Regions from separate parts of the Homo sapiens genome. Here region 2 is linked to region 1. The links are chromatin loops, found by intact Hi-C in ENCODE. Cell type or tissue: B cell. All regions are shown on one strand. Region 1 overlaps CARMIL1 (capping protein regulator and myosin 1 linker 1). Region 2 overlaps CARMIL1 (capping protein regulator and myosin 1 linker 1).

Evidence for each region. Peaks named below come from ENCODE experiments on the same cell type or tissue, not always from the same donor. Only the 100,000 strongest peaks of a DNase experiment are listed, where the experiment ranks them.
Region 2: it touches region 1 in a loop (2.1-fold over the local background); 4 of 110 quality-filtered maps call a loop at or near these places.

Annotation. Positions count from the first base shown.
Region 1 is chr6:25,385,417-25,390,416 of GRCh38, forward strand. The region is part of intron 2 of CARMIL1 (capping protein regulator and myosin 1 linker 1); the gene reads left to right. All of the region lies in intron 1 of LOC124901281 (a long non-coding RNA gene), which reads right to left. Among named protein-coding and RNA genes, the nearest start is that of CARMIL1, 110 kb to the left of the region's middle. In B cell, no CTCF peak of the experiment used is centred here; a DNase peak (open chromatin) is centred at 2,295; H3K4me3 peaks cover 1,140 bases; H3K27ac peaks cover 1,434 bases.
Region 2 is chr6:25,467,245-25,472,244 of GRCh38, forward strand. It overlaps CARMIL1 (capping protein regulator and myosin 1 linker 1), which reads left to right. Exons shown (of 37, transcript NM_017640.6): 10 at 3,925-4,013. Among named protein-coding and RNA genes, the nearest start is that of SCGN, 180 kb to the right of the region's middle. In B cell, CTCF peaks have their summits at 2,782 and 2,986; no DNase peak of the experiment used is centred here.

The DNA of each region.
Region 1 (5,000 bases):
TTCAGGGAGTGAGGACTGGAGACAGAGTAGATAAGTGAGAATGCTGAGGGGCCTAATGATTCGTTCATGCATTTCATTTAGTAAACATTTATTGAGCACTTACTATGGACCATGCCCTGTTATAGTCATTTGGAATTTATTTTCACATAGATAAACAGAAGAGATAAATAGTAGTAGCTTTTTTGGGATAAATAGATACCAAATAAATCACAGTGTTCGCTTTGATCATGACAAACTTTTGAATACATGTTTTCTAGAGTTATATATTGATTTGGTGGTATTTTTATTTTGGATTTGGATCAGTCAGCACTAACATAAAAAATGGCCTCTTTCATGGTGCAAATTAGTAAGGCTTCACTTTCAGCTCTTGAATTTTTCCAAGACTCATTATTCCAGTCTGTAGATTATTCTGAGCCTTAGACTCTCATTTTCTGCTCATTAGCACCTCAAAGAATGGAGAGGAAGGAAGAGAGAGAAACTTCAGTCTGACTTGCTACTTGTTAGAAGATTTGGTAAAGAAGGTGATGAAATTAATATTTAGTTTTCAAAATCAGGTTACAGATTGTTTTTGGGCTTGTTCTTGCCTGCAGTTCTTGCTTTCTCTCAACCATAGCTAACTTGCTGTCTGGATACATCCGAGTGTATTTGCCTCATGCACAATGAAGGGTAGGATTAACCTTGGAAATTTGCTGTGGGCAAATAGCCCAAGAATTAATACATTTAATAATACATTTAATTATTTTACCAATCACACTGGTTATTTGCAGTGTCAAAGCAGTTACCTTGGTATGATATAAGGACATGGAATTAATTTTGTTGTTTATAATCTTTGTGTGTGTGTGGGGTGGGTGGTGAGGACGGAATCTTGCTCTGTCGCCCAGGCTGGAGTGCAGAGGCTCAATCTTGGCTCACTGCAACCTCCACCTCACAGATTCAAGTGATCCTCCTGCCTCAGCCTTCCAGGTAGCTGGGATTACAGGTGTCTGCCACCACACCTGGCTAACTTTTTGTGTTTTTAGTAGAGATGGGGTTTCACCATGTTGGTGAAACTGCTGACCTCAAGTGATCCACCTACCTCAGCCTCCCAAAGTGCTGGGATTACAGGCCTGAGCCACCATGCCTGGCTTGTTGTTTGTAATCTGATATCTTGCTACTTGAACTTTGTTAGTATGGTTTAGGAGTAGGAACTTTAAAATGAAAACGAACACCGCCCAGGACGTTGAAGAAATAACTGTACCCACTTCATAGGGTTGTCAGGAGGGTTAAATGAGTTAATATAAGCAAAGACTAAGGTCCAGCACATAGTAAATGTCATATAAACACTGGTCATTTTTATTGATTTTACTTTGAAAGTCAATTAGAATTTGCATGAAAGTAACAAGCAATAGGTGAAAATCATGATAGTACTAGATAATACAAGACATCATGAGGCCGGCTGTGGTGGCTCATGCCTGTAATCCTAGCACTTTGGGAGGCTGAGGTGGGCGTATCACCTGAGGTCAGGAGTTCAAGACCAGCCTGGCCAACAACATGGTGAAACCCCATCTCCACAAAAATACAAAAATTAGCCAGGCATGATGGCCGGTGCCTGTAATCTCAGCTACTTAGGAGCCTGAGGCGGGAGAATCGTTTGAACCTGCGAGGCCGAGATCGCACCATTGCACTCCAGCCTGGGTGACAGAGTGAGACTCTGTCTCCAAAAAAAAAAAAAAAAAAATCACAACAGACTAGATAACACTCTATGATGTCACCTTTTACTTCACTAAGAACACATTTAATGTACAGACTATATGCATTTTTAAATGCTCTGGTTCAAGGAAAGTTAAAAGTGTTTATAGTTATAGGTCTACATTTGAGAAATACTTGTTATGAACTGAGGAACAGGCAAATCCAGCATTTGGGCCACAACTTTTCTTTGATAGTTCCCCAGATAATAGGCTGAAGAGCATATGCAGAGATATAAAAGTCAATGAATAAGTGAATAGCTGAATCTGTTGAACACTATGCTCACAGTTTCTAGTTCAAGACAAATGAAACATTAACATAAGTTGTTCTGAATTTTCTAAGTGAAGAATTCTACCCTTCTTTAAGTTAAAAGATTTATAACCTTTTCAATAGCAGTATATATTCTGCAATTCAGCAGCTTTTCTTTCTGTGATTTTGAAGACCATCTTTTGAAGATGCAGAATTTAGAATTCCTACTTGGGGGCATTTCTTCAATTCAGTGAGCCATTCATGAGATTCAACCAATGGAAACATTAAACACAATGAGTGTGAGGAACTGAAAGTGCTTTGTTTTTTGGTTGCAGTGACTTCTAATTGAAGCAAACCAGCTATACATGTGGATGGTCATGACTTTATAATTACAATTAAAATATTTTCAGTAGAAGACTGAGGCCTCAGGGAAAGCATCGTATGAAATAGAGAATAATCACCAGATGCAACTATGGGCCCCTTTTCCGAGTGGGTAATGATTTCTTTGCCTCTAGCTGTGAGTTGGCAAATGGACTCTGTCATTTTGGGTATCTGTTGGAAGAAAGAAAAGGAAGGAACAGAACGATGAGAGAAACAGTTCATAAGAAAAAAAGAGAAAAAGATCTTGAGCAGATAGGCAAGTAGAAGTAAAAATCCTCACTGTTTGAGGCCTCCAGACCTTGTTGAACCATGTTACTATTGTAGCATTACACCTGCAATGTGTCTGCAGGTGTTCTGGATGTTTTGAAACTCATTTGATGTAGAAGCGTTTCTTGATGTCAAGTTATGTTGGATTTGGCATCATTATTCTCTCTACAACAGTAGAGTAAAGGCTGGAGAGTATTGAAAGGCTAATTTTTTTTGGTGATGTCTGCCTTAGTTAAAATAGCTACTATTAGGTGATAGAAATGAAGGTATTTAGCACACACAACAGTTTTATTATGTTTTGTCTTTTAGATGTGGATTTCTCTACTTTTTTTGTTTTGTTTTGTTTGAGATGAAGTCTCGCTCTGTCGCCCAGGCTGGAGTGCAGTGGAGCGATCTCAGCTCACTGCAACCTCCGCCTCCCGGGTTCAAGCAATTCTGCCTCAGCCTCCTGAGTAGCTGGGATTACAGGCAGGCGCCACCATGCCTGGCTAATTTTTCTGTATTTTTAGTAGAGACGGGGTTTCACCATGTTGGCCAGGCTGGTCTCAAACTCCTGACCTTGTGATCCACCTGCCTTGGCCTCCCAAAGTGCTGGGATTACAGGCATAAGCCACCGCACCTGGCCTTTTTTTATTTTATTTTATTTTAAGAGACAGGGTGTTGCTCTGTCATCTAGGCTGGAGTGCAATGGCATGATCATAGCTCACTGCAGCCTGCAACTCCTGGGCTCAAACAATCCTTTCACCCCAGCCTCTCAAAGTGTAGCAGCTGGGACTATAGGCACAGACCACCACACCCAGCACATTTTTACAATTTTTTTGTAACAAAAAAGGGAGGCTTCTTTTTGTTGCCCAGGCTGGTCTTGAATTCATGGCCTCAAGCGATCTTCCTGTGTCGGCCTCCAAAAGTGCTGAGATTACAGACATGAGCCACCACACCTGGCCTCTACTTAACAGGCACTACCAAGAAAGTAGGAATGACTGCCCTAAGGGGAATTAGCTTTTACTCCTTACTGATGGGGATTTCCTGCCTCCACTACTAGAGAAACCCACATTTCCATGTTTTACGTTCAGTACTCACCAAACATTTCCAAGTGCCTGGCACTGTGCTTGTCTCATCCACAGATGCTCTGCCAGTAGAAAATGGAATGGTTTTAATTGAGAAGACATGAGGAGGACTTCTATTTCTTAATTGGAGTCTATAAGCAAACTTCAAAAGAATCTTTCAGCTTCTCATTGGTTTAAAAATTATGACACTGTCTATTATATGTTTTGCATAACTTTAAATCTTCTTTTAGTCATATTGTATTGTTTTCTTTTTTGAGATTTGGGGGGGTCTTGCTGTGTTGCCCAGGCTGCCCTTGAACTCCTGGACTCAAGCTATCCTCCTGCCTCAGCCTCCCAAGAAGCTGGGGATACAGGCATGTGGCATAGTCAAATTGTTTTGCAAAAGTGTTAGCTGCTTGAGATTTTAGGCAGATTGGAAGGTGTCGATCACTTCTTTTCTCCAAAGTGTAAAATGGAATAATTGCTGGAATTGGATGTCAGTTTGTTTTTATTCTAGACACTATGAAACATGACTAATGATGCCAGGAATACTTGAGTCAGCATGTGAAAAGGAAAAAGCAATGAGTTGTTTCTGCCCAGTGATCAGAGCCAATTAAGCAGGGTAAGGCAAGCTAATGTTGGTGTGGGCCGCAGCAATGAAGATTTTGTCTGTCTTGTTCTGTATGTGTAGGACTCATGATAATTACAAGAGGGCATGCAATATCAGCAGAATACAGTTTAGGAATGAAGAATCAGGAGACACTGAGTTTCCTGCCTAGGAAAATTTTCTGTGTGAGACTAGCCACTGGTGTTGAACTATGTGCTAGGAAGCATTTTACTCTATTGTTATACATTATGAACTAATCATCTGTTTAAGATTTTTCTGGTGGCAATTGCCTAGTTTAAAAAAACAAACAGATTTTAAAACATTGCAAAAGTGAAGTATTGCAAAAATAATAATGCTTTCCTAGATGCACCATGAACTTCTTCCTGAAATTAGTTGTGATTAGGCAGCTCACTGCCCTTTCACATGTGCTATTTTGAGATCTCATTATTTGGTGCTATAATGATTGATTTTGCTAATATATGTTAGTAAATTTGTTGCCAAGTTTCTCTTAAGCCTCTGGAATATGGCTATTATTGACATTACCTGGTAATTTTTTAAAAATAATTTTTTCTAGACATATATAGGTACACATATATATTTACATATATATATATATATATATATATATATTTTTTTTTTTTTTTTTTTGAGACAGGGTCTCAGTCTGTCACCCAGGTTGGAGTACAGCAGCACAGTCTTGGCTCATTGCAACCTCTGCCTCTTGG
Region 2 (5,000 bases), 82 kb after region 1:
TTATGGGAGACCTAAGAATAGAAGTCCCTTGTTTGCTGCTTGCTGGGATGGGACCATTTCCAGGACTGAGCCAGCAAAGAGTACAGGTGGGAAAGAGGAGCCACTGGAGGAATGAGAAGGAGATTAGTCCAGGGATTGTGGGAACAGAGAGAACAATGGTTTGCTACCATGTCAGTTTTTCTGGCTCATTCAAACATTTACATAAGCTTGTGAATTTCAAAATGGGGCCTCAAGAGGGTTTCAAGAAGGTTGTGGATATCTCACTTTTGGAGAGTGTCCCAACCTGCAATTACAGGAAGGTGTCCAGGCAATTGCTGCTGCCATTCTGTCATTATTCCTCCCAGGTATCATCTCCTTTCAGCTGCCTTAGATGTTTAGGACATAAAATATGTACCTAATCATTTCAGTCCTGGCAAAACAAACCATGTAAGTGCTAGTATGCTTTCTTGGGTGTCCTGGGATGGAAGGAAGTGGAGTGACAGGATGTGAGGGCTGCTTATGCCACTTTTCTGTTAACTGAGATTTAAACACAAAAATACAGTTTGCATATATTTTTAATATTTGGTATTTTAAAATGAAGTGATCTTTGTGGATATTACTCTACAGGTCTTCAAAAAGAATACTAAATTCTTGATGTTTTTTACCCAAAGTTAAAAAGAAATGATACTTCCCCTTTTGATTGGTACTGAAGTGGGCAGTCTCAGAGCACTGTCTAACATTGGGTTTATTCAAAGAAAAGGACAATGTGAAGAAGCACATCTTTGGATTTTGTAAACATGAAGTGCAAGGGCAAAAATAAGTGGCTGCTTCTCAAGTTATATGAGCTCTCTGGGTTAAGATTGTTCCTAGTCCAATAAAAGCCTCCTGTGCTAAGGTGCCACAGGAAAAATATGACTTTATGTTGATCTTATGAAGCAAATTAGCAATCACTATTTCTAATTTGAGTCAAGGATTTTTAAAAAAAAAAATGGTACCGAATATGCAATTAGGACCATGTTTTTGGCCAACATTCTTGATTCATTAAAAAAAACAGCAGAATTGGGGTCTTGCTCAGCTTCTTCTGTTTTGCAATTCAGGCAAATTGGTGAGCATCTTTTTTTAGTCTTTAGGGAATGACATGCTGGCACCAGATAATGTATACGGTTTCTTTCAGTTCTAAAGTTCCATTTTTTAAAAATTATTTTACTTTGCAATAGTTCATTTATTACTCTATAGTGATTCTAGTTTTTGTTGTTTACATTCCATTTTTAACTGAGTGCAAGCTCCTGGAGAGCCACTGTATCCAGTTTTTAAAAAATTTCCTAAACTGATGCACGTAGTGCTGCACATGCTGTAGACATTTGGATAACACTGTTGGAATTATCACATTATACTTAGTAGCTAGGTTTGAGTGTGTCTCCCTTTAAAAGTTTCATTTCCTTATATTCATCCCTGTAGAAAATGATGCTTTTAATGTACTTGGCACTCAATAAAAATTAGTAGAATTAATTTAATCATGAATGATTTGTTACACGTCTCCCCTACTGGCATTTTAAAGAAAAGTTGGAGACACTTTCATACATTTTCCTTAATAAATTTGTATTACAGTATTTATACCCCAATGAGCTATAAATCTTCAAAGCATTATGGTAAATTACTTTTCCGGGTGCACTGCAAGGTAGCCCAGAAATGGTAATGATCCCAAGAATTATTTCTGGTTATTAGGATAATCGCTGCAAAAACATTATCTAAGTAATCACTTTTTATCATGACAACACAGAATAAGACCAATTCCTTTGTATGTACATTGTGAGATAAAGAATTATACTGATAAGGGTGTCACCATTTTGAATATCATCACTGTCAGCATAATGTAAATTGTAGGCATCAGGTCAATTGGAATTAATTTTTCTCTTTCCTCCTAAATCAGTGGGACACATTAGAAACCCAGCAATAGTGTAAAAGTGGCATTATAGACAGAATGGAATCAAACAGCAAATAAGAATTATGAGAGCCTTACATGCTGTGGTACTTGGGGTGTATCCAAGTTAGGTTTTCTTAAAAATACTTGGCTAGAGAACTTGTGCCACATTCAGACTGTGTTCCAATTATGGTTAATCCAGTTGGGTATTTGTGATCTGATAAGTCAAAGTACTGTAATATTTTTATGTGCTATTTTAAGAAAAGAAAGTGCTTTGATATTATATGCTGTGGCACATAGAACATGCCTTCTTTCTCTCACTCTTTTTTCTAAATATCATGAAGTATTTAATACAGCCTAGGTTGCAAGGAGAATTTTAAAATCACTTTGTGTGTGTGTGTGTGTATGTGTATGTGTGTGTTTGCATGTGTGAAACGGGGTCTCACTCTGTGGCCCAGGCTGGGATGCAGTGGTGCGATGACGGTTCAATGCAGCCTCGACATCCTGGGCTCAAGTGATCCTCCCACCTTACCCTCCTGAGTAGCTGGGACTGCAGGCGTGCGCAGTCTGGGACCCCACCCCACTACTTTTTGTATATTTTGTAGACATGGAATTTCACCATGTTCCCAAGGCTGGTCTTGAACTCTTGAGCTCAAGTAATCTGCCTTCCTCAGTTTCCCAAAGTTCTGGGATTACAGGCACAAGCCAAAATGACTTTTTAATGTATAAGTAATATTAAGGTCAAGAACCACTTTAAATTAGTTTTGGAATGAAGCAGGTTATAAATATAAAAACATTAATAAAGAAAAAAATGCCCAATTCTACCACCAGGGCACAACTCTTCATTTTTCACTGTCCCCTGAAAATTTTGTTATAAGTTACTCATTTTAATTGTTGTAATCTTGTTTAACATATATGCATAATAGTTATATAACTACATAATGGTTTTTTTGACATTTTTTATTACATGAGACATGTTTATTAACATGAGACAATTATTTATTAAGCTTTTTCCTATTATTAGGTTGTTTCCCACTTTATCCTATTTATGCTCCAGTAGGAACATCCTAATACCAGTTAGTGTTCATCAAGTACTTATTTAGCCTTCCTATTAAGTTTATGACATCTTTAAACCTTAATTTTCTTATCTATGAAAATGGAATAATAATCTTTAATGGTTTTATAATGAAATACACATAGAGGGCTTAACTCAGTGCCTGGCACATGGTGAGAACTCTGCAAAGATATTTTCAACATCATTATCATAATCACTAACACTTAGTCTTCAGCTCTCCATTTTGAATGTCACTTTCTTTGGGAAGTCCTCTAAGTTTCATGAGCCTGGATTAGGTGCACCTATATGTATGCATAGCACTACCAAAATGGTCTTTTTATTATTTTATCATAATTGTATATTTTTATCATTTCATTCAGGCTGCTATAACAAAGTGCCATAGATTGGGTAGCTTATAAATAACAGGTTTATTTTCCAGTTCTTGAGGCAGAGAAGTCCAAGATCAAGGCTCCAGCAGACTTGGTGTCTGGTGAGGGCACAGTTTCTTGTTCACAGGTGGTGCCTTTTAGCTGTGTCTTTACTAAGTGGAAGGGGCAAGATAGCTCTCTGGGGCCTCTTTTACGAAAGCACTAATTCCTTCATGAGGGCCCCACCATCATGACCTAGTCAGTTCCCAAAGGCACCTAATTGCTAATGCTATCACAGTGGGGAAATTAGGTTTTTAACTGTGAATTTTGGGAGGTCGGGGGACACAAACTCTGACCATAGCATTCTTCTTGTCTGTTTCCCCTGCTGGATGGCACACTCTTGAAGGCCGGGACTTTCTCCTTTATATCATTGTATTTCCAGGATCTTCATCACGATGGTGCGTAGTAGTAGATGCTCATTCAAGGTTTATTGAATGAGTGAATGTTTTACTTAATTAAAACTTTGCATTGCATAGATTTATAACAATAAAGTTTTTCTTCTTTAGAGTTATGGAATAGTCAAAGAATGTTTTCTGTTACAGTCCACTGATGTCTGTGAACAGATCTTGAGGGTGGTGAGTAGGTCCAATCGACTGGAAGAATTGGTGTTGGAAAATGCTGGACTTAGAACGTGAGTATTTTCCTGAATATATAAATATGTTGCTTTAAAACTCTGTGCCATTTGCTCTTCTAATTAATTCATAGTTTTTTTTTTTTTTAATTGGGCTGATCACATATACAGCAATGTTTTTCCTTCTGGGAAAAAAATATCCCTATAATTGCCATCATCATGAAGGCTAAGAATTTGGTAACATCTCTTGATAACGGTGTCACTTGATATTTTTGAGAGTACATAGTATAGTTTTTAAGAGCATGGATCCTTGAGCCAGATGTCTCCTGGCCTTGCACAAGTTGTTTACGCTTTCTGTGCCTCATTCTCTTCACTCTTAAAATGGGGATAATAATAATGCCTATTTTATAGAATTAAAATTGCTAGGGTAAATGAATTAATATATTTAAAGTACTTGGCAAAGTGCCTTTTACTCTGTAGATGGTATATGTAGGTTTAATTATTATCGTTACTGGTGGTCATAGTGATAACATATTTCATATGACTTTACTGCTTTGCTTTGATCAGTTTTAGTCATTTTTTCTCCCTTTTCAGGTTAACACTTGCATAGTCTTTATCTAGTGGTTTAGTAGTCACTACCTAAGCCTACTGTTAAGAGCATAAGAGTTAGAACCTAGTAGAATAAAGATTTTACTGCTAAGTGAGGAGGGTTGACAGTTTCATAATCATAGCACTTAGTACATTATTTGAAGTTAAACATAACTAAAACAGTGGTTTTAATTTTTGCCAAAATGTAGCACTAGCAATTGTAACCTTTAAACTTAATAATTAGTGTAATCAGTTTTGCATTCACAATTGCATGGAATGAGAAATAAGATGTGGTGAATACTATAATTTTCATGAAAAGCAGGTTCAATCCAGGATTTTTTTTTTTTTTAAATTATGGAGGGGCCAGAAAGTACTGTTAATAGCACACAACAGAGTGCCTTTAAAGGGGCAATTGTATATTTTCTTTTTGCTTTTGGCCAATCAGAATGAACCGTTTTC